Regions from separate parts of the Homo sapiens genome. Here all the other regions are linked to region 4. The links are chromatin contacts, found by Hi-C or POLR2A ChIA-PET in ENCODE. All regions are on one chromosome and are shown on one strand. The core of a region is the stretch at or near the end of the contact, and the rest is flanking DNA. Distances in the headings are between cores, read along the strand shown.

Region 1 (3,685 bases), core at 632-3,131, 1.2 Mb after region 4:
TTGGCTCACTGCAACTTCCGCCTCCCGGGTTCAAGTGATTCTCATGCCTCCGCCTCCCGAGTAGCTGGGATTACAGGCGCCTGCCACTACGCCGGGCTAATTTTTGTATTTTTAGTAGCGACAGGGTTTCGCCATGTTGGCCAGGCTGGTCTCAAACTCGTAACCTCAGGTGATCCGCCCACCTCGGCCTCCCAAAGTGCTGGGATTACAGGTATGAGCCACCGCGCCTGGCCCATAGAGAGACATTTGAATGAAAACAGTCTTTGGAAAAGGTAAGAGACATGAAGTCATATTTTGAATAGGCAAACAGCAACCTCAATACAGCACTTGTAAAGTTGACGTCCCCGAGTGCATTCGGGGACTTTGATGAAGGCCACCGGGTGAAGACGGTCATGGGTTCCATATAATCTGCAGAAGGCCTCGGTTTGCAAAGTCCTACCCAGATGAATCACCTCTGGTATTGAAAGGCCAGACTGCCCCCTGAGGTTTCTAGGAGATCCAGGTATTTTACAAATGTTTCCTCTACAAGCAAGTCTGGTCTGAACTTTTTTAAAAAGCACCCAAAGGCAAGTCAAGGTTAAGCGTGTCACCAGCCCCAAAGCAAGTAACCAAGGACTAGCTGGACTTCCGAGCCCTGAAGGCCTGGGCATGAGTTGCTGCTGGCGCCCTAAGGCTGACTCCCACCTCTTTCCATCTGGTACTATGTCCTGTGGAGCCCGCCTGGGCTGGCACGGAGGTAGTCTTCCCCCACCTCCCTCTGGCCCCACTTACTGTTGCTGGACTTGAGGTCCCGGTGCAGGATGGGCACGAAGGCCTCCTCATGCAGGTAGAGCATGCCCCGCGCTATCTGCACGGCCCAGTTGACCAGCACGTGCGGAGGGATGCGGCGCGCGCGGCGGGGGCCGGGCGCGCGCGGGTCCGGGGCGGCGTTGGCAGCGGCCAGCGCTCGGTTGAGCGCTCCGCCGCGGGCGAACTCCAGCACCAGGCAGAGGTGCGGCTGCTGCAGGCACACGCCGCGCAGCTCGATGATGTTGGGGTGCCGCAGCATGGCGAAGAGCCGAGCCTCGCGCCGCACGCTCTCGGCAGCCGCCGCCGCGTCCTGCTCCGGGTCCTGGCGCGCCGCCTTCACGGCCACCTCCTGGCCCTGCCAGGTGGCGCGGTACACCTGCCCGAAGCCCCCAGCGCCGATGAGCTCCTTCAGCTCCAGCCGCTCGAAGGCGACGTGTACCGGGGAGCTGGGCCGCGAGGGCGGCGGCGCGGGGCTGGCGGCCGGGCGGCAGGGAGCCACGTAGTTGGCGGGGAAGATGCCGAGGCGCCGCTGCACCTGGCCTGCCCACCAGCCCTCGTCGCCCGACACGGCGGCGTCCTGCGACAGCACCTCCACCAGCTGGCCGCGCCGCAGGCTCAGCTCGTCCTCGCCGCGAGCCTCGTAGTCATAGAGCGCGGCCCACAGCCCCGCGCCCGCCGAGGCCGAGCCGCCCGAGGAGGTGGACGACGAGGACGCTGAGCCGCCGGGGGCTCCCCCGGCCGAGGACACCGGGGTGTCGGTCGCTCCCGCGGCGCCCCGCAAAGCCATGGGGGCAGCTGCGCGGGGAAGGCGGAGCGGGAAGCTGGGCTCAGCCTCCCGGGCGGCCGCGGGCGCGCATCGTCCGGCGGTGTGGCCGTCGGCGCCGGGGGAAGGCGAGGGGGTAGGAATCGCGATCGGTGACGGCAGAGATCACGGGCTAGCTGCCCAAAGGGTCCAGCCTCGGCCCGCGTTCCTGGCCAGCCGCCTCTGCTGCCGCAGCGGTCCCCGAAGCCGCGGGCGACGTCCCACCATGGTCGTGCCCAGGCCCTGCGGCCGGCCCGCCCGCCGCGCGCTCCTTAGCCAGAGCCTGGGACGCCCCACCCCACCCTAGCCGCGCCAGGGCCGCCCCGCCCCCTCCGGCTCCATTCCGCACCGCCCCCCCACCCCCCCGGGCCCGCCCCTAGGCCAGTCCCCAGGGCCTTCCCGCCCCTCCCCCAGCCGCCCCGCCCTCTCCAGGTTCATTCCGCCCTCCTTGACCCGTCCCGGGCGCCCAGTCTGCGCCCGCCCTATGGGACCGCCTTCCTAGGTTCGCCCCACCCTTCCCCACCAACTGCACCATCCCGCCCCGCCCTCGCCAGGTTCACTTCCCTTTTCTGTGCCAGTCCCCAGAGCCTCGTCCCGCCCCTGGCGCCCGGGCCCGTCCCCCACCACCTTGGGCCGGGCCCGCCCCCTGGGCCCGCCTGGCTGGTCCCACCCCGCCCCCGCCGCAGGTGCTCCGGAGCAATGGTGAGCCGCGCCCACATGGTCTGGGAGGCGGGATCGGCCGTCATCCGCTATAAATTTTCGGGAGAGTTTAAATTAAGCCAAAGGTAAGACTGAGGGAGGGGACGCTTCTCCAAGAAGCGGTGGGAGAGGGTTGAGAAGATGTGGGGCTTTAGGGTGTGGCGGGGAGAGAGAGAGTTGCAGTTCAGGGAGAGTGACAGAATCTCAGAACGGGCTACAGAAGAAATTGTAGCGCGGTGCCAGACCTGGGCCAGTGCGAGTGGCAAGTCACCATGCTAAGTGCGTTTGAGCCACCGTGCATCTCAGAACTGACTAGGTTACAGATCGCAGCGCAGAGTGACCCGTGGTCGGTATAGTCCCAGAAGCTCCATGATGGTAAATCCTTTGCTTATTTTTACTGTCTACTCAGATGGAAAATGCCCCAGTCTCCCTGGAAACCCACAGGTTTGGGTTTAGGAAGCATTGGCAATGGCTGGGTGCCAGACGTTGGTAGGTTACTGTGGCAGGTGATGAGGCTAAAAAGATAGAAGAGCTTAGTTATTAAAATTCTAAAATATTAGATTATCCTGTAGTAGGCCAGAATTTCCTAACGTGTGGATCCTGTACTTCCAATAACAGAAGGGACAATTTTAGATATTATGAGGATAGGACATACAGTAACATTCTGAGTTACATAAAGATAAATTTATTGTCTTTTCAGTTTTCTTTGTCTCTCAGATCAAACTATTTATTGGCTGTGTGACCTTGAGCAAGTTTCTTTATTTCTCTATGACTCAGTTTTCTCATCTATAAAATGGGAATATAATAAATAGTACCTACTTTATAGGGTTTTTAGGAAGACTAAATGAGTTAATAGTTTTACAGTGGGTCTTCTGCATCCACAGAATCAACCAACAGCTGGTCAAAAATGTTTTTTAAAAACCCAAAAAATAACAATACAAATAATACAAATAAAATACAGCATAACAACTATTTACAGAGCATTTACATTATATTAGGTATTATAAGTAATCTAACTATTTAAAGTATGGGCATACTTTGGAGATACTGCAAGCATGGTTCCAGATCACTGCAATAAAGCAAGTGACATGAATTTTTTGATTTCCCAGTGCATATATATACAAGTTATGTTTCCAGTATACTGTAGCGTATAAAGTGTGCAATAGCATTGTGTCTAAAGAATGTTTATACCTTAATTTTAAGTACTTTATAGGTAAAATGTGCTAATGATCATCTGAACCTTCAGCAAGTCATAATCTTTTAGCTGGCAGAGGTCTTGCCTCTATGTTGATAGCTGCTGACTGATCAAGGCAGTGGTTGCTAAAAGTTGGAGTGGCTATGGCAAATTCTTAAGGCAACTATGAAGTTTGTCACATGGATTGACTTTACCTTTCA
Region 2 (3,996 bases), core at 1,407-3,906, 1.7 Mb before region 4:
GTATCACAGTTTTGTCACTAAGCCAGAAATGGCTTTGTTCTGCCAGGCTCTGAGATGCCAGCACTCAGAGATGGAGACATGCCACCTTCTCCAGCCAGCCACCCTGTGCCCTCAGGCGAAAAGCCTTTGCTGTGGTGCCCGCAGACCTGGGAGATATAAAGAGTACAGGGCCGTGACTTTGGGCCCCTGGGCCGGAGTGGCTCTGTCTGCCTGGTCACTGTTTCCCTTGCTCAGCATTTACTCACCAACCAGCAGATGGTGCAGAAAATGTGCAGCCCGGCCCCTAATCCGGCTCTAAGTTCAGAATTTGCATGTGATTACCAGAGAGCTGTGGCAGTTCCCTGCATTTTCCTCTTCCCCCACTGCCCCCCAAAAAGGGGACAAATATAAAGAGCTCAACGTGCAATACCACCATTGTCACAGTTCTTAGGGTAACATCACCTCACCTGTCTTTTGCATCTTGCTAGAACCACCTCATTTCAATTACAAAACCCAAGTGTCTGTGCAATGCAGCCGACTGCCTGAACTGGTTTGCAGGTTTAAAGGTTGTACTTGGACAGGCAATACGCATTACTCTCCGACCGGAAAATATGCTGATGCGCTGGACTTACAAGAAGTCTGAGTGTAGACCCATTTTTAAAAGATTATACTATCTACAAAATATCACATATGCTATTTTTTAGCCAAAAGTACTTCTTCCATATTTTCAGTCAGTGGCTTCCACTGTACCAGAGCAATCCTTTTCCTACTTTGTTTTTTTTGTTTGTTTGTTCGTTTGTTTTTTTGAGACAGGATCTAGCTCTGTCACCCAGGCTGGAGTGCAGTGGTTCAATCTCTGCTCACTGCAACCTCCGCCTCCCGGGCTCCGCCTCCCACCTCAGCCTCCTGAGTAGCTGGAACTACAGGCGGGCACTACCACACCCAGCTAATTTTTGTACATTTTGTAGAGAGGAAGTTTCGCCATGTTGCCCAGGCCGGTCTCAAACTCAGGGACACAAGCGATCCTCCCGCCTCCGCCTCCACAATGCTGGGATGACAGGCATGCGCCACCGCATACGGCCTCTTTCTTTTTTTAAATAAGTGACTTTTTCTCAAAAAAAAAAAAAAAGACACTTAAAAGGAATGAGATGCCTGCTTGCACAGGGTTTCTGCCCATCCGACAGTTCTGAAATTACCCTCACCAGGTGACACCGTTGACGCCTTCCCCTTCGGCAGAGTCCTAGTGAAAATGGACATCTTAGTGCTTGGAAAGCTAATGGGAATCAGAGATGATGATGACGATGATGACGGCGGCACCGCGTTATTAAACCTTTGTGCAACGCTATACAAAGTATTTGCAAAGTGCTCAACAATTACTGCACTTTCATTAAGTCAACCATCAGCAGTAAAGCAGCAGCCAAGTTAATTCACATACTCTCCCATTAGCTTATTTAATAATATGCCCCATAAAGTGATTTTTGTGTGGCTGTAAAAGAGCCCCAGTCAGCTTTTATGGCCTTTTCTTGGGGCCTCTCAGATGAGCTCAGACAGTAACTCTGATGAGCGGCAGCAGCTCGGAGCTGGGTGTTACCCCAGCCTGCTGTTTAGCAATCCGGTGGAATGAGTTAGTAAGCCGCAGTTCTGTAGAGCTCCTAAGCCGGAGGTTCAAAACATCTCATCAAAACCAACATGGTCTCACCCTGCCAACGCTCAAAACAGCAGTGTCAGGCCCAAATCTGGAGGCCAACGTGCAGAAGACCTTTCCAGGCCGGGAGTTAGGTGCCTGGGGAGGCAGGGCAAATTCTAGAGTTCAGGCCTCCCTTGGGGGCACACCTTCCATCCGTACTAACTGGCGTGTGCAGGCGCTGCTGCTTCGCGCTGCGCACGGAGAAGCGCCCCGAATCCACCGCACGATGCGGAGCCAGGGGCAGCGAGTGAGCGGCGGCCTCCAGCCCTCCCCTGCCTTCTCCTTGCCCCTTTTGGGAATGGCAGGGGGTTTCCTATGACAAATGCCCGCAAACAGGACAGGGTTCGGACGACCCCAGAGCCGGCGCCTTCTCCCTACACTCTCAGCCCTAGGGCCGGACCCGCCCCCGCGGCTGCCATCGCCCCTGCCTCGGGCGCCCCGCGGGGACCACCCCGCCAGGTGAGCGCCTCCAGGAGCCTCTCTGAAACTCACCTGCGTGAAGTACAAGTTCATCAGCGTGAGGGTGAAAAACTGCAGGCACACAGGGAAGCAGTAGAGCAGCCAGAAGACGAAGGGGCTGAGCGAATTGGCCGCCACGAAGTCTTTGAAGTAGAAGGAGAAGAGGACGGTCCGCAGGGAGGCCCAGAAGAGGCAGAGAAAGAGGAAGACGCTCTGGTAGCTGAGCCGCTTGTGGCGGTAACGCAGCACCAGCCAGAGCTGCACGTAGATGAACACGAAGAGCAGCGCGTAGAACACGGTGTAGACGACGGTGAGGCCAAGCTTCACGTAGGGGGGCACGGCCGGGGTCAGCGTGGGCGGCAGCGAGTCGTTGCGGGCTGGGTCCCACGGCGGGGTCTCCATCGGGCCGGGGGCGCTGCCGCGCGGCCGGGGACGCTCGGGCCTCATCGGGGCTCACGGCCGCCGCCGCCCCCGCGGGGGTCTCCGCGCATCGCGCTCAGCCTGCAGCCCCGAGACTGGAGGAAAGAAAACAAGCCGCACTTCCTCCCCCGGCACCACATGATTCACTGGGACGGCCTTTGTCTGCGATTGGCAGCGCCGCGCCCGCCGCCCCCGCGCGCCGACCGGCCCCGCGCGCCCCCGCCCCGGCCCGCGCGCCCCCGCCCCGGCCCGCGCGCCCCGGCCCGCCCTCCCCCGGGCACCGCGCGCCTTCGCCCCGCGAACCCCGGCCCGCCCTATCCTCGCCACCGCGCGCTCCCGCAGTGCGCGCCCCCAGAGCCGCACGCCTCCTCCCGGCCCCCTCCCCATCCCCGGGGCCGCGCGCTCCCAGACTGCGGGCCCCCAGAGCCCCGCGTCTCTTCCCCCCTTCCCGCCCCCTCCCCATCCCAGGGGCCGCGCGCTACCCGTCCCCGGCCCCTTCCCCATCCCCGGGGCCGCGCGCTCCCGCACTGCGCGCCCCCAGAACCGCGCGCCTCCTCCCCGGTCCCGGCACCGCGCCGCGCGCCCCCAAAACTTCCCAGCCGCGCCCCGCGCCTCGGGGGATCGCACTCGTGGCCTCGCGCATTCTGCTGCTGATTGCTTGTTTTGCAGAAGTTAATTCCTTTATTTAAAAACAAATTTAAAAAAAAAACTTTACAAGTCCTTTCCGTCCCCCCCTTTAAAAATAAAACTTTACGACTCTGTGGCTATGAACTGGCCGGCGTCTGGAATGATGTTTATTTCTAAATGCAGACATGCCAAAGACAGGGTTCGTATTTTTGAGGTCAAATTTGTATACTGAGTGAGGAAATAGACGGTGCCTGCGGCTGCTGCCTCCTCTGGGATGCAAGCTGGGCTGTTTTCTCCCGGAGAGCCTCACGCGCTCCCAGCGCCTCACCTCCCAGCGATGTAGCCGGTGCCGGGAGGCGCGCGGGCCGCGGGTCAGTGGATGGAGCCCACTGGGCTTCAGAGAGAAGTGGGGCAGCTGACGGCACACGGCCCCCCTTGTCCGATCCAACCCATGCCGAAGGAGGGTCTGTCCCCGCCACCCGAGAGCCCTTCTCTTTTGCTTTTGCTGAGCAGCTCGCTCCTCGAGGCTGTACAGCGACTTAGTCTTTGCCCCGGGGCACCACGCCACCCTTGTCTTGGGAGAGCTGGGGAGTGCTCTGGGAAAAGAGGGAAAGCCGGGCGCCCTCTGGAAACATTGCTGGGCAAGCGGTTCTGGTAAACAGAAGAAACTCGGATTTCCGAGGCTCCAGTAATTGTGATTTCTTTTCTTACTCCACTTCGTGCCTAATTGTGTGTTCTTTTTCCAAAAGACGGCCTGGCATATCCAGAATCCACCCTAGCTTTTGCTCAGAATTACTTAGTGGTTACAGCGCTCCCAGCGTATT
Region 3 (3,999 bases), core at 562-3,061, 1.2 Mb before region 4:
CTTCCTCCTGTTTAAAACTGACATGATCCTATCTTGAATGATAGTGTAACAATTAGAAAGATAAAATAAGGAAATGATGCGCTTGAAAGTGTAGACACTGATTTCCCTTGTGATTGATTAATTGAGATTGGGATTTGGGATAAAAGGAAACCTAGGATTCTGCCTTAGCCAACCAGTCGGGGGCGGGAGGTGGGCAGGAAATGCAGGAGAAATAAGATTTTGGGGTGAAAACAATGAGCTAGGGTTTGGATTTGCTTGAATTTTCAATGCAGTACTCATATATCTTTCTCACTTTTAAAAGTCTGTGAGGTGGACATGGACTGGCTTCGTCGGTTTGCCAAGGTTTAATTTTGTGCCTTAAATGGGCACTTGAGAGCTTTGTAAAAACCGATGTGTTTGCTGGCCCCGTGTTTACGGGCCTTTGTGATCTCCGCGTTCGCATCCAATCTGGCCCTTGGGCTCCGAGAAGGTACACGTGTGTGTAGGGCAAGGTCCAACCAGTGGGGCCAGGGATCTGAGCAACAAGCGCGCCCTGTGTCCTTTGTGGCAGGGACCGCTTGTGGACGGCGGATGAGGATGAGGCGCCCAGATCTTCCCGAAATATTTCCTAATCGTTCATCATGATGTTATGTTGTTGTTTTCACAAAGGGAATTAATATTGGCCTCCTTTTCTACAAATCTTGCCAACACTGCGTGAAATGTTTTCGTTGCTTCTCTATTCCCAAGGTTTCGTATTATTTTACCAAGTCGGAAAATGGACGGCGCTTAAACTGTTTTTTCCCTGAAAGGAAGAGGGCTGTAATCACTAAAGTGTTTTAAAATCTCCAGCGCAAAAGCCTGCGGTGCCACAGGGACGAGGCCTGGAGAGCAGTCGCTCCTAGAACCGGGGCGCGAAGGGCACCCCCGCCTCCAGCACGCGCCCTCCGCCCTCCCGGCCTCGCTCCCCCCGGAGTGGGGGCCTCGCCGGCCCCTGGTCCCCGTCACTCAGCAACGTCGGGTCAGCCTTCGCCGGGTTAGTGGCGACGCGGCCGCGCGAATTCGCACAGGTATTCCGCGTTTCTCCGCCGTTCCCCGCCTTGGCCGGAGGCTTCCGAGGCGTCCCTTGGTGCAGGGTGGGAAGCGGCCCGCGCCCCAACGGCCCAGGCGCTGGAGCTCACCCCGAGCGAGGGCGGTACCTGAGGCTTCGGGGAGCCCGCGCTGACCGCGGCCCCGTCCCCAGACCCCTCCAGCAACCCCGGCCCCGCCCCAGACCCCTCCGGTGATTTCCCCCCCGGCCCCGCCCCGCAGATCCCTCCAGTGATCTCCCCCCCGCCGCGCCCCCCAGACCCCCCCCCAGTGATTTACCCCCCGGCCCCGCCCCACAGACCCCTCCAGTGGTCCCCCGGCCACGCGGGCTCCGGGGGGGCGGGGCGGGGGCGCGGCCCTTTGCTGGGACAGGGGGCGTGGGCCCGAGTAGCGGGCGGGGGGCGCGGGCCCGGGCTGGGGCGGGGGCGGGGGCGGGGAGCGCGGGAGCCCCGGTGACGCAGCAGTGACGTCGGTGGCAGCGGGCGGGATTTCCCGGGCGAGACCCCGCGGCGGAGTGGGCGCGGCCAGCGTGGAACGGGGGCGAGGGTCGCAGAGTCGCCGGCTCTCCCTTCCCCAGTCTGGGCCCCCACGGCACAGGGGGCCGAGCAGAAGCCCCCAGCGTCCAGGGCCGGGGGAGGGTCCGCCTGCGCCCCCAGGCCCGCGTGGTCGGGCCCTGCAGGGCGGGAGGCGCGGCGCGGGGCGGGGCCGGTGACGGGACGCGGAGACCCCGCGGGCGGCGGGAGGGGCACGAGGCGCGCGTTTGCACCCGAGCCCGGCCCGCGCCCCGATGCGGAGCGATGCCGCTCGGCCTGGCCGCCCCCCGCGAGCACCGCGCTGCAGACGAAGCCCGCGCGTGATCCCGCTCCGGGTAAGTGGGCGCCCGGCCGGAGCCCCGGGTGTCCGCGGGGAGAGCCCAGCCCGGTGCAGCCAGACGCGGAAGGGAAACTCGGGGTGAAAGTCTCCGGACCTAGGGAGACGGCTCTGGCGCCGGTGTGGTCCTCACGCCGCCAGCTGCTGCTGCACGCGACACAAAGACCTGTGGTTCCCTCGGCCTCCTCTCCCGGGACCTCCCGCCGGGCCCCGGGGAAGCCCGCGCGCGGGTGTGGACAGCCCCCTCGGAGCGCGTCCAGGGGCTTCCGGGGCTGGGGGCGCCCGGTCCCTCCGGCATGAGGCAGGCGGGGGCTCGGGGGTCCCCTCTTCCATTTGTAGGTCACAGAGCGTTTGCTGTTTTCCCAGCGGGGACGTCCCCCGTGGAAAAGGACCTCAGTGGCAGGAGATGGCGTGGCTGGTTGGGCGTTTTCTTTGGGGAAATGTTTCTGGCGAGTGCCTGAGGAAGCCCTCCTGGCTCCCCAGCAGCCCAGACGCCGCCTCGGGAGCACTCGGGGTGACGCTGGAGCCACCGCAGCTGAGGGTGGTTTTCCTCACCTCCTTGATGGCGTCTGTCCCCGAGGCTGGTGCTGAACTGAAATGTGCTTCGTTCGCCGCGCGCGCCCGGCAGCAACCGGGGAGCTTTGTTTGGCTTGATTTTTTAAATTGCCTTGGAAATAACGCGAAACGGCGGGAGGGTGAAGTGGGGAGGAGGACAGAGCGTGGTGGGGAAAGACTCCTTAATTTAAGATTTGCTTCATTTCGAGTATTTGGGGCTAAGGTGTTAGGAAACCCGAAAATGTTAAAGTTTGATCAAGTAATAAAGTGGATGATGGACGCCGGGCCTCCCACCGTCTCCCCGGCCCCGCGGCTGCCGCGTCTCTCCTCTACCCGTCGCCTCCCAGGACTGTCAAATGCTGGCACCGGGCCCGTGCCTCTCAGCCGGAGCAAAAGGCCGCCTAGGCTGCGCCCGTGTGCTCCATTAAAACGTGCCAGTCCTGTCGTCTGCTCATGAGTGAGGTGTGCCGCTTCCCACAGTGGACAGGAAATTTGCAGCGGCGAATGCCTCACAGTAGCCATGGGGGACCTGGGCTCTGCGGCCGGCTTCTCGATTCCTCCCGCAACTCCTTTTCCTGATTTTTGTATGAGGCGGGGGAGGGGAACCAGCCGCCATCTGATCTGGCCCTGTTCCCTGCAAGAGGCGACTGGGGGGACAACTAAGTTGATAAATGGAAAGCCTTTTCCAGCCCGGAGAAACAGACAGAGGACCTATAAACTGGATTGTTTTTGAAATGTAGGGTTTGCTCAGTGACCGGTCATGATAAGAGATGGCTGTGGCACTTAATAAATAGTAGGTGTAAATGCAAATGCAAGGTTTACAGTGATGCCTTGCCTGTTAATGAGCAGCCTCACCATGGGGTTAGTTAGGCTGAAATGACTATTTAGGACAATGGACTTCCTGTTGGCCCCCACCTCCATGCACAACTCCAGTGCTCATAGGCCTTAAAATTCGCCCAAGGAAGCCAGTGGAGGATGTAGGCCTGGCTCAGAAACAGCACAGCTAAGGGGCCATTCCCAGCAGTCCTATGATTGGCGTTTCTCATGCAAACTGATGGTGGAGAAACCAGAAAAAAAAAAAGCTTTTCCTAGATTCACTTTACAGTTTTTAAAGCAAAAGTGACAGTCCCTGAAGTCCCCCAATATTCAGTGCATTCTTTGAAATGATAGAACATCAGGTGGGAACATCGCCTGTAATCCCAGCACTTTCAGAGGCCGAGGCAGGCAGATCACTTGAGGTCAGGAGTCCGATACCGGCCTGGCCAACGTGGTGAAACCCCGTATCTACTAAAAATGCAAAAAATTAGGCGGGCGTGGTGGTGCACGCCTGTAATCCCAGCTACTTGGGAGGCTGAGGCACGAGAATCACTTGAACCTGGGAGGCAGAGGTTGCAGTGAGCTGAGATGGTGCCACTGCACTCTGGCCTCAAAATAAATAAACAACATGAGGTGGGAACATGGACCCTGACCCCTGGGGAAGCAAGAGCCACAGCTGTCTCAGGAGGGCAG
Region 4 (3,631 bases), core at 115-2,614:
TGATATTTACTGACATGTTAAAAGGGCTTAAAATAGAAACATTTATGCATTTTGTCAATGAAAAACGGAATGACTGAAATATGAAAAAAGTCTTGCCTGTGTAATGTCAGATAACCTTAAAGTCAGATAACTTTATATAAAAATAACTGTAAATTTAAATAACTAATTTTTGTCTTATCCATTATGTTATTATATGTCAAGCTCTTTGAAGTTGGGACCCTGTTTTCTCTATTGACTAAGAGGCAGATCTTTGTGTTTAGTAGCGAAGAAAACCCTATGTCACTGATCTAGTTTGTCTCAAATTGAGCCAGGAACCAAATCCACACCATGCATGCCGAGGTGAGGTTTTCTGTTTCTCTATTTAGCAATGGATGCTGTCAGAAATACAGAAAAGACAGACACAGGGACTATTTTTGAGTTTGCACATGGGAGCACATGCATTGTGCAGGAGGCTCTGCATCCTGGAGTCATCTTGGGCACTTGGCTGTGAGGGCTGGCGTGGGCATCTTGGTTTTAGCTGAATCCTAGCACATTGCTATAGGTACCTCTAAGGCAGGAGAATAGGGCCTGGAGGCAGGGAATCCAAAAACTCCCTAGAACCAAATCAGATAGAAACACTTCAGCTATGACAGGAAATATCCTCTTCATTTACATAGGGAGTACACCAAGTAAATAACTTTGTAACTTCATTTTATCCTCTTCAGTTACATAGTGTGTACACCAAGTAACCAATTGAAACCTCTATAGGTATTTAAACCCCAGAAAATTCTGTAACCAGCCCCCCTTGAGCGGCTTGCTTGGGTCTGCCCCCACCCTGTGGAGTGTACTTTTGCAATAAATCTCTGCTTTTGTGGCTTCATTCTGTCTTTGCTTTGTTTGTGCGCTTTGTCCAATTCTTGGACCTGGACACCCTCCACCGGTAACACTTCTCACTCCTGGCCTTACGTCTAAATCATTCTTGTGTTTTCATGACTTATTTTTAATGCAGATGTCCAGAACCAATTTCAGACCTACTGTGTCAGTCTCTTTGTGGATGGTGCCCATCATGCAACGTTTGGAAAATAATCTAAAGTGATTCTGCTGTGCACCTTCTGTGAACTGGTTTATGCTCACAGGCACGCCTGATTTAGGGTCCTGGGCAGACCAACCTCCAATCAGGAATCGATGAAGCTGGTGTAGATACTACATTAACTTTTAACGAAGGCCTCGTTTCTCCTAAAAATAAGAGACCAGGTGGGTTCTATCTAGGCAGGGTTGGTGGCAGGAACCCAAGGGAAGCTGAGCTGCACCAAGCCGGGCTGGGATCCCCCTCTCTGCGGCCGCGCGCCCGGCTCCGTCGGCGCACGCGCACGTAGGGGCCGGCCGGTCCTGTGCGCACGCATCGCACACGCCGGCGCCTTCCTTTGGGAGCCCGGGCCGGTGGCGCGGGCGCTCGGCAAATGGAGTGGGTGCTCGCGGAAGCGCTGCTCTCGCAGAGCCGGGACCCCCGGGCCCTGCTTGGGGCGCTGTGCCAAGGGGAGGCATCCGCGGAGCGCGTGGAGACGCTGCGCTTCCTTCTGCAGCGGCTCGAGGACGAGGAGGCGCGCGGCAGCGGGGGCGCAGGCGCGCTCCCGGAGGCGGCGCGCGAGGTGGCTGCAGGGTACCTCGTGCCACTGCTGCGGAGCCTGCGCGGACGCCCCGCGGGCGGCCCGGACCCCAGTCTGCAGCCTCGCCACCGCCGGCGCGTGCTGAGGGCGGCGGGCGCGGCCCTGCGCTCGTGCGTCCGCCTGGCCGGGCGTCCGCAGCTGGCGGCCGCGCTGGCTGAGGAGGCGCTGCGCGATCTGCTCGCCGGGTGGCGCGCGCCTGGCGCCGAGGCTGCCGTGGAAGTGCTAGCAGCCGTCGGGCCATGTTTGCGGCCCCGCGAGGACGGGCCGCTACTGGAGCGCGTGGCGGGGACCGCCGTCGCCCTGGCGCTGGGCGGGGGCGGGGACGGGGATGAGGCCGGGCCTGCCGAGGACGCGGCGGCGCTGGTGGCCGGGCGACTGCTGCCAGTGCTGGTCCAATGTGGCGGGGCGGCGCTGCGGGCCGTGTGGGGCGGGCTGGCCGCGCCTGGGGCGTCCCTGGGGTCCGGCCGCGTAGAGGAGAAGCTGCTGGTCCTGAGCGCCCTGGCCGAGAAGCTGTTGCCCGAGCCCGGCGGCGACCGCGCCCGCGGCGCGCGCGAGGCGGGCCCGGACGCCCGGCGCTGCTGGCGCTTCTGGAGGACGGTGCAGGCGGGGCTGGGCCAGGCGGACGCCCTGACGCGCAAGCGAGCGCGCTACCTGCTGCAGAGGGCGGTGGAGGTGTCGGCGGAGCTGGGGGCCGACTGCACCTGCGGGCCCCAGGAAGGAAACGGTACCTGCCTCTTTGCCCCCCAGCCTAGTGCTACCTACTTGGCTGCCCCAGAGGGGAGTCTTCCTGCTTCTAAAAACTAGCTTATCGGGGTCGTCACTCCGATCCATGCAGAATTTGGTTATTCCGCGTTGCTCCCCTAAAGCCTGAAAACCTTTGGAACCCCTTCTCGAGGGTGTTCTTTGAAGTCACAAATCACTGCGGTTGGGAACGTTCTAACCCAGAGCCGGTGGAATACAGCACCCCTGGAATAGTTTAGGAAGATAATGGAGCCCGTGCAAGATTTTACAGACCCAAATCTGCACTATATCATGGTAGATTCAACCCAATAGAAACGGTTGATATCTATCAAGTTGAAAGAAAAATTATTTGTTATTTATCTGTACTGACCAGTGAATTAGTGAATTGAGTGTTGAGTGTTAGAATTAAGCGTCATAGAGGCCATCACACTCTTCTGAAATTTCCCCTGGTAATTAGGAACAGGATTTACTAATATTTGTTAAACATGTTTCTTAAGTCGACCTTTTGAGTGTATTTTTGCCATTGATTTAATAGAATGAATCAGATTTTATTTTTTAACTGTTTGAGCTTTGCTCCCTACTATGTGCAAGAGTAATGAAACAGCAAGGCCTCCCTTCAAGTTGTTACGTTACTGTTGATTGGTTTGACTTCACTCATGTTAAATTTGGGTTTAAACTGTCAAGTACAAAGTAGATTGACTCAAAATTGTCTCAATAGAATATTTCTACTTTTTCAACGGTAGCTGACCATTTATTACAGGTAAAGGATTTTTGTTTGGCTGAAGTTATGAGGTTATATTTTCAAGTAATTTTAAAACATTAGAGAGTAAATATTTGAACAGTCCACAGATAGGTGTGATCATCCCTGAGAGTTTTCACTGGAAAACATTTTTTAAATCATCAAAAATTAAAACATTCATTTATTTACATGAGTCTGTTATTTTGCAGTTTTGTTTGTTTGTTTGTTTGTTTTATGGAGTTTCGGTCTTGTTGCCCAGGCTGGAATGCAATGGCACAATCTCCGCTCACCGCAACCTGCACTTCCCGGGTTCAAGCGGTTCTCCTGCCTCAGCCTCCAGAGTAGCTGGGATTACAGGCATGCGCCACCATGCCCCACTAATTTTGTATTTTTAATAGAGACGGGGTTTCACCGTGTTGGTCAGGCTGGCCTCAAACTCCTCACCTCAGGTGATCTGCCCGCCTTGGCCTCCCAAAGCGCTGGGATTACAGGCGTGAGCCACCGC
Region 5 (4,056 bases), core at 1,526-4,025, 1.4 Mb before region 4:
CAAATAATTTTTAAAGGTGTTTTGGAGAATAATTAAATGTGAAATTATGCACATTTACGTTGACTGTGTTGTTTTAAGCTGGGATGTTACAATCTCATTGAAGATTATAATTCTGGAGTCAAATTAGCTGAAGACTTTCCTGCTTAAAAAGTTTTCCAGCATGTGATACATGCGTAAGTAGAGCTTTTTTAATTATTATTTTTTTTTTTGAGACGGAGTCTCGCTCTTTCACCCGGGCCAGACTGTAGTGGCGCTATCTCAGCTCACTGCAAGCTCCGCCTCCCGGGTTCACGCTATTCTCCTGCCTCAGCCTCTCGATTAGCTGAGACTACAGGCGTCCGCCACCGCGCCCGGCTAATTTTTTGTATTTTTAGTAGAGACGGGGTTTCACCGTGTTAGCCAGGATGGTCTCCATCTCCTGACCTCGTGATCTGCCCGCCTCGGCCTCCCAAAGTGCTGGGATTACAGGCGTGAGCCACTGCGCCCGGCCAAGTAGAGCTTTCTTCTATATACCTATTACTTTACTTTTTTCTTCTTTTTCATGTTCTTCACTACACATTTTGTGTGTGTTCCTAGGAAATCTTTTAAACTAAGTTTTATTTGATATGTATATTTAGTATCGATGTTCTAAGATACTATTGAATAAAATACATACTGCAGTAGCTTAGTTAAAATACTGGAACCGAGGCCAGGAGCGGTGTCTCATGCCTGTAATCCCAGCACTTTGGGAGGTAGAGGTGGGTGGATCACCTGAGGTCAGGAGTTCGAGACCAGCCTGACCAACATGATGAAACTCTGTCTCTACTAAAAATACAAAATTAGCCGGGCATGGTAGCACATTCCTGTAATCCCAGCTACTTGGGAGGCTGAGGCAGGAGAATCACTTGAACCCGGGAGGCGGAGGTTGCAGTGAGCCGAGACTGTGCCACTGCACTCCAGTCAGGGAAAAAGAGTGAAGCTGCATCTTGAAAATAAAATAAAATAAAAAACACTGGTACCGAAAAAAATAATAGTCACAAATGGCATTACTTTGTGCCTTTTACAAACAAATAATACTTTGAGGGCCAATTGTATACCATTATCATCTAAAGTCTGTCTCATTTTCTTTGCTTTAATGAAATCATGATAATCTATTATTTTCTACTCAAGGTTAACAGAAACTGGCTTGTTACTTAATATTTCTTTGACTTCTTTTGTCCATTAAAAAAGGGGGGTGTTTTTAAGATTAGTGGGTGAAAGTTGATGTATAAATAAGAGTAGACACAGCTTTAGGTAAAATGACGAAACAGGTTAAGTTTGGCTTCCTCTTTTTGTTTCAGTTCAGGCCCATGCACCTAGCACAATACTTAGCGCATTGTAGGTGCTCATTATATACTGCTTAAATGAGTGATAAGTTCCCTGAGACATTTATTTCCTGCACTTGTTAGGGTTCAGTGAGCCGATATCCGGCCACTGCCCTCCAGCCTGGGCGACAGAGCGAGAATCTGTCTCAAAAAAAAAAAGATAAAAAATAAAAATAAAAGACTACCTGCCAGAGGAAGTGGGCAATCTTCGCCTAAAGATATGAACTGCTAATGGTTAAACATCAGACGTCAGAGAAGACATATTTTAAAGTGGGGAATTTTCCCCAAGAGCACCCTCTAAACCACATCAGTGGGCAACTTAACGCACTTTGCTTGTCATTGGGTTAGATGGGAGTTTGAGGAATTGGGAGTAACATTTGGTATATAGGCTTGGGACATAATATCCTGAATTATTTCTATTTCATAATTCCTGTGCAAAAAATTATGGGAGTTGTTGATTCTACAGCAATTCCTGTCAATTTGTAGATTATCTGCTTATTAATAGTTTGTATTGTTTGGCAGAACTTGAAAACTACCGAACGATTACAGTTCAGGCTTTTTCCCAGTACCTCTGGCGTTGCTGTCTCAGTGACTAGGAGGTGAGGAGGGTGGCCCTTGAAATGCCAAACTGCCTACCGCAGCAGTCTGCCAGCAGCGTGCTGGGCCCAGAGCCGGGGATGCAGCCAAAACATCCTGGATTTTACCTACAGCTCCCACCCTCTGGAGGGACTGGTCTATTAGGGCATATGACACTGACAGTGCGCACTGTATACAAACCGTGTTTGAACAGGAGTCGGTTGGAAAATACACCACTGCACTGAATTACTTCTGCAGTGGCTTTGCAAAGCTCTTTTTGTTTCTTGAAAGAAGCCGACGGTAACCATTACAATATGGCTTTTTCCAGGTCCCAGAGGAAGGCTAGGGGTGCCTTGTGGGTAACCCTTTCTCCCTCTCCTGACTCCTTCCCGTTATTTCTTCTATCTTCATCCTCTAGACCTACACAATGGGACAGGTTGACAGTCTGTGTTGAATGGAAGAGGCGGACGATGCGCTTGTGTTTGGTGCTTCTCAAACGGTGCTCGCACTCCCCAGGGTCTGACGCAGCCCACTACGCAGAGCCCTGGGAGGAGGTGCGGACCCAGGGTACGACCCCCGACCGCTGAGAAACCCAGACCGGGCCCCGGCTGCAGCCCCGCGGGTCGGCCCGCCCCCCTGCCTTCCCTATTGGCTCGGCAGTTCCACGCGTCACGCCTGCGACGCCGGCGCTGCCCTCCCAGAGGAGGCGGGGCTTACACGCGCGAGGCGGAGCCAAGGGCGCACGCGCAGACGAGCGGGTCTGGGTCCGGACGAGGGGAGGGAGGGGGTGGTGTTCTCGGTTTCCTGGGTTACCTGGGCGGGCGGGGGTGGGGAGTGCGCGGCGGCGGCGGCAGCGGCGTCGGCTCGGGGTTCTCCGGGAGAGGGGGAGTGCGCGGCGGCCGCAGCTGCCACAAACCAGGTAAAGGCGGCCGCCGGGCGCCGACGCTGCCGGCAGAAGGTTCCGGGTCCCGGCCCCTCTGCGTGGCCTGGAGGGGAGGCGGTTTGGGGCTGGTGGCTGTCAGCCTGGGTTGAGGGCCGGGACCGCCGGGCTGAGGGCGCGAGGGCGCGAGGGCACTCGGCCTGACGCGCCAGCTCGGGGCGTCCTCTCTGGCTTCTGGGCTCTGGGACTTCTCGCGGCGCCGGGCCGCCTTTGACAGCCGCCGGGCCGCGGGCGGGAGCTCGGCTGGGCCCCTCTGGGCCATTGCAGCGGCCACTGGGCACTAACTTTATTTCGCAGCGCGCGGGGGGCGAGGTCGAGCAGGCTGACGGCGGTGTGTTGCTACCTTTATTTTATTTTTTGATCCTGTGCCGCTGCACTACTCAGCCCAGCTGGGCCCAAGCTGTCAGGTTGACGATGGGAGTTGACGGTTTCCGCGCCACCACCCAGCCGGTCACTCCCCGCGCTGTTGCCCTGCGGCGCTCGCCCACCTGTCACCTACACCGTGCGCCTCGGTCCGCTCTTTCCTCCTGTCCGTGACACCCTTTGACTGGGCGAGAGCCTCTCTTTCCAGGGGATCCCCTGAGACATCTGCCGTCTGTCTCCGGTATCACTGGAGCCTGACTGAGATGCCCCTTCGCTTCTGATGAGTTAAATAAGCTGGGAAATTACCCGAGAAGACCCCGGTACCACAGTGTAAAGCCCAACGAAGGGGTTGTTTAATGGTCCAGGGGATACAGAGGCTTTAAGAAACGTTTCCTTAACGCTAATTCTTATCTGGTTAAACAAAACATAGCAAAACATCCCCGATCCGCTCGGCAGACCATACACACCCAGCGACGGCACTTGATAGTTAATGGGGTTTGTTTTAAGCAGATAGAAAATTTTAAGGGAGTCGAATCTTGTGTTGAATGCGTTCGTGTTGAATTTGGGCCAGTGTTTCCTTGAAGATCAAATGCAGGTTGCATTTTCCTATTGTTTGTTTAACAGATTGATAGGACAAACTGAATTAGACTTTTCTTCCTGATGATTCTTGGCTCTTCTGCGCTATTATTTTAAAATTCCACGCCTAGATTCATCTATGCTAATAAAGATGTTGACTTTAAGCTTTCAATTTATAGATGTAGTTGATTAATATGGGGTATCTGTTTTAAAGAGCTTTGTTAAGTGGCCAACAACTCTTTTTCTGATAGCTCTTTG

What was found. A loop is a pair of places that touch in the nucleus more often than their neighbours do. ChIA-PET counts read pairs that join two places held with the same protein, here RNA polymerase II (POLR2A). Pooled maps may share reads with other maps.
Region 1: a map of naive thymus-derived CD4-positive, alpha-beta T cell shows a loop between it and region 4 (11-fold over the local background). The contact joins the promoter of MAP3K21 here to the promoter of TARBP1 in region 4. A Hi-C loop is called at or near these places in 1 of 168 maps with a recorded cell type or tissue (naive thymus-derived CD4-positive, alpha-beta T cell) and 6 of 50 pooled maps. POLR2A ChIA-PET finds 5 or more read pairs at or near these places in 1 of 52 experiments (MCF 10A).
Region 2: a map of OCI-LY7 shows a loop between it and region 4 (7-fold over the local background). The contact joins the promoter of GPR137B here to the promoter of TARBP1 in region 4. A Hi-C loop is called at or near these places in 2 of 168 maps with a recorded cell type or tissue (CD8-positive, alpha-beta T cell and OCI-LY7), 9 of 37 single-sample maps with no recorded cell type and 9 of 50 pooled maps.
Region 3: a map with no recorded cell type shows a loop between it and region 4 (4-fold over the local background). The contact joins the promoter of GNG4 here to the promoter of TARBP1 in region 4. A Hi-C loop is called at or near these places in 1 of 168 maps with a recorded cell type or tissue (IMR-90), 1 of 37 single-sample maps with no recorded cell type and 4 of 50 pooled maps.
Region 5: a loop to region 4 is called in a map of naive thymus-derived CD4-positive, alpha-beta T cell, with 10 times the contacts of the local background. The contact joins the promoter of LYST here to the promoter of TARBP1 in region 4. A Hi-C loop is called at or near these places in 1 of 168 maps with a recorded cell type or tissue (naive thymus-derived CD4-positive, alpha-beta T cell), 1 of 37 single-sample maps with no recorded cell type and 9 of 50 pooled maps.

The regions. Positions count from the first base shown.
Region 1 is chr1:233,325,920-233,329,604 of GRCh38, reverse strand. MAP3K21 (mitogen-activated protein kinase kinase kinase 21) reads right to left here and starts at 1,881. Exons shown (of 10, transcript NM_032435.3): 1 at 772-1,881. The coding sequence starts at 1,576. It also overlaps a transcript of PCNX2 not described here. RefSeq lists silencers at 1,238-1,437, 1,627-1,778, 1,578-1,877, 2,068-2,367.
Region 2 is chr1:236,141,199-236,145,194 of GRCh38, reverse strand. It overlaps GPR137B (G protein-coupled receptor 137B), which reads right to left and starts at 2,656. Exons shown (of 7, transcript NM_003272.4): 1 at 2,159-2,656. The coding sequence starts at 2,572. RefSeq lists an enhancer at 1,929-2,432 and silencers at 2,398-2,667, 2,738-2,917.
Region 3 is chr1:235,647,596-235,651,594 of GRCh38, reverse strand. GNG4 (G protein subunit gamma 4) reads left to right here and starts at 1,811. Exons shown (of 4, transcript NM_001098722.2): 1 at 1,811-1,933. RefSeq lists enhancers at 1-846, 3,312-3,606 and a silencer at 1,837-1,946.
Region 4 is chr1:234,476,912-234,480,542 of GRCh38, reverse strand. TARBP1 (tRNA guanosine 2 -O-methyltransferase TARBP1) reads left to right here and starts at 1,364. Exons shown (of 30, transcript NM_005646.4): 1 at 1,364-2,370. The coding sequence starts at 1,440. RefSeq lists silencers at 1,248-1,437, 1,468-2,267.
Region 5 is chr1:235,865,625-235,869,680 of GRCh38, reverse strand. LYST (lysosomal trafficking regulator) reads left to right here and starts at 2,775. Exons shown (of 53, transcript NM_000081.4): 1 at 2,775-2,838. RefSeq lists silencers at 2,308-2,607, 2,658-3,077 and enhancers at 3,198-3,297, 3,668-3,717.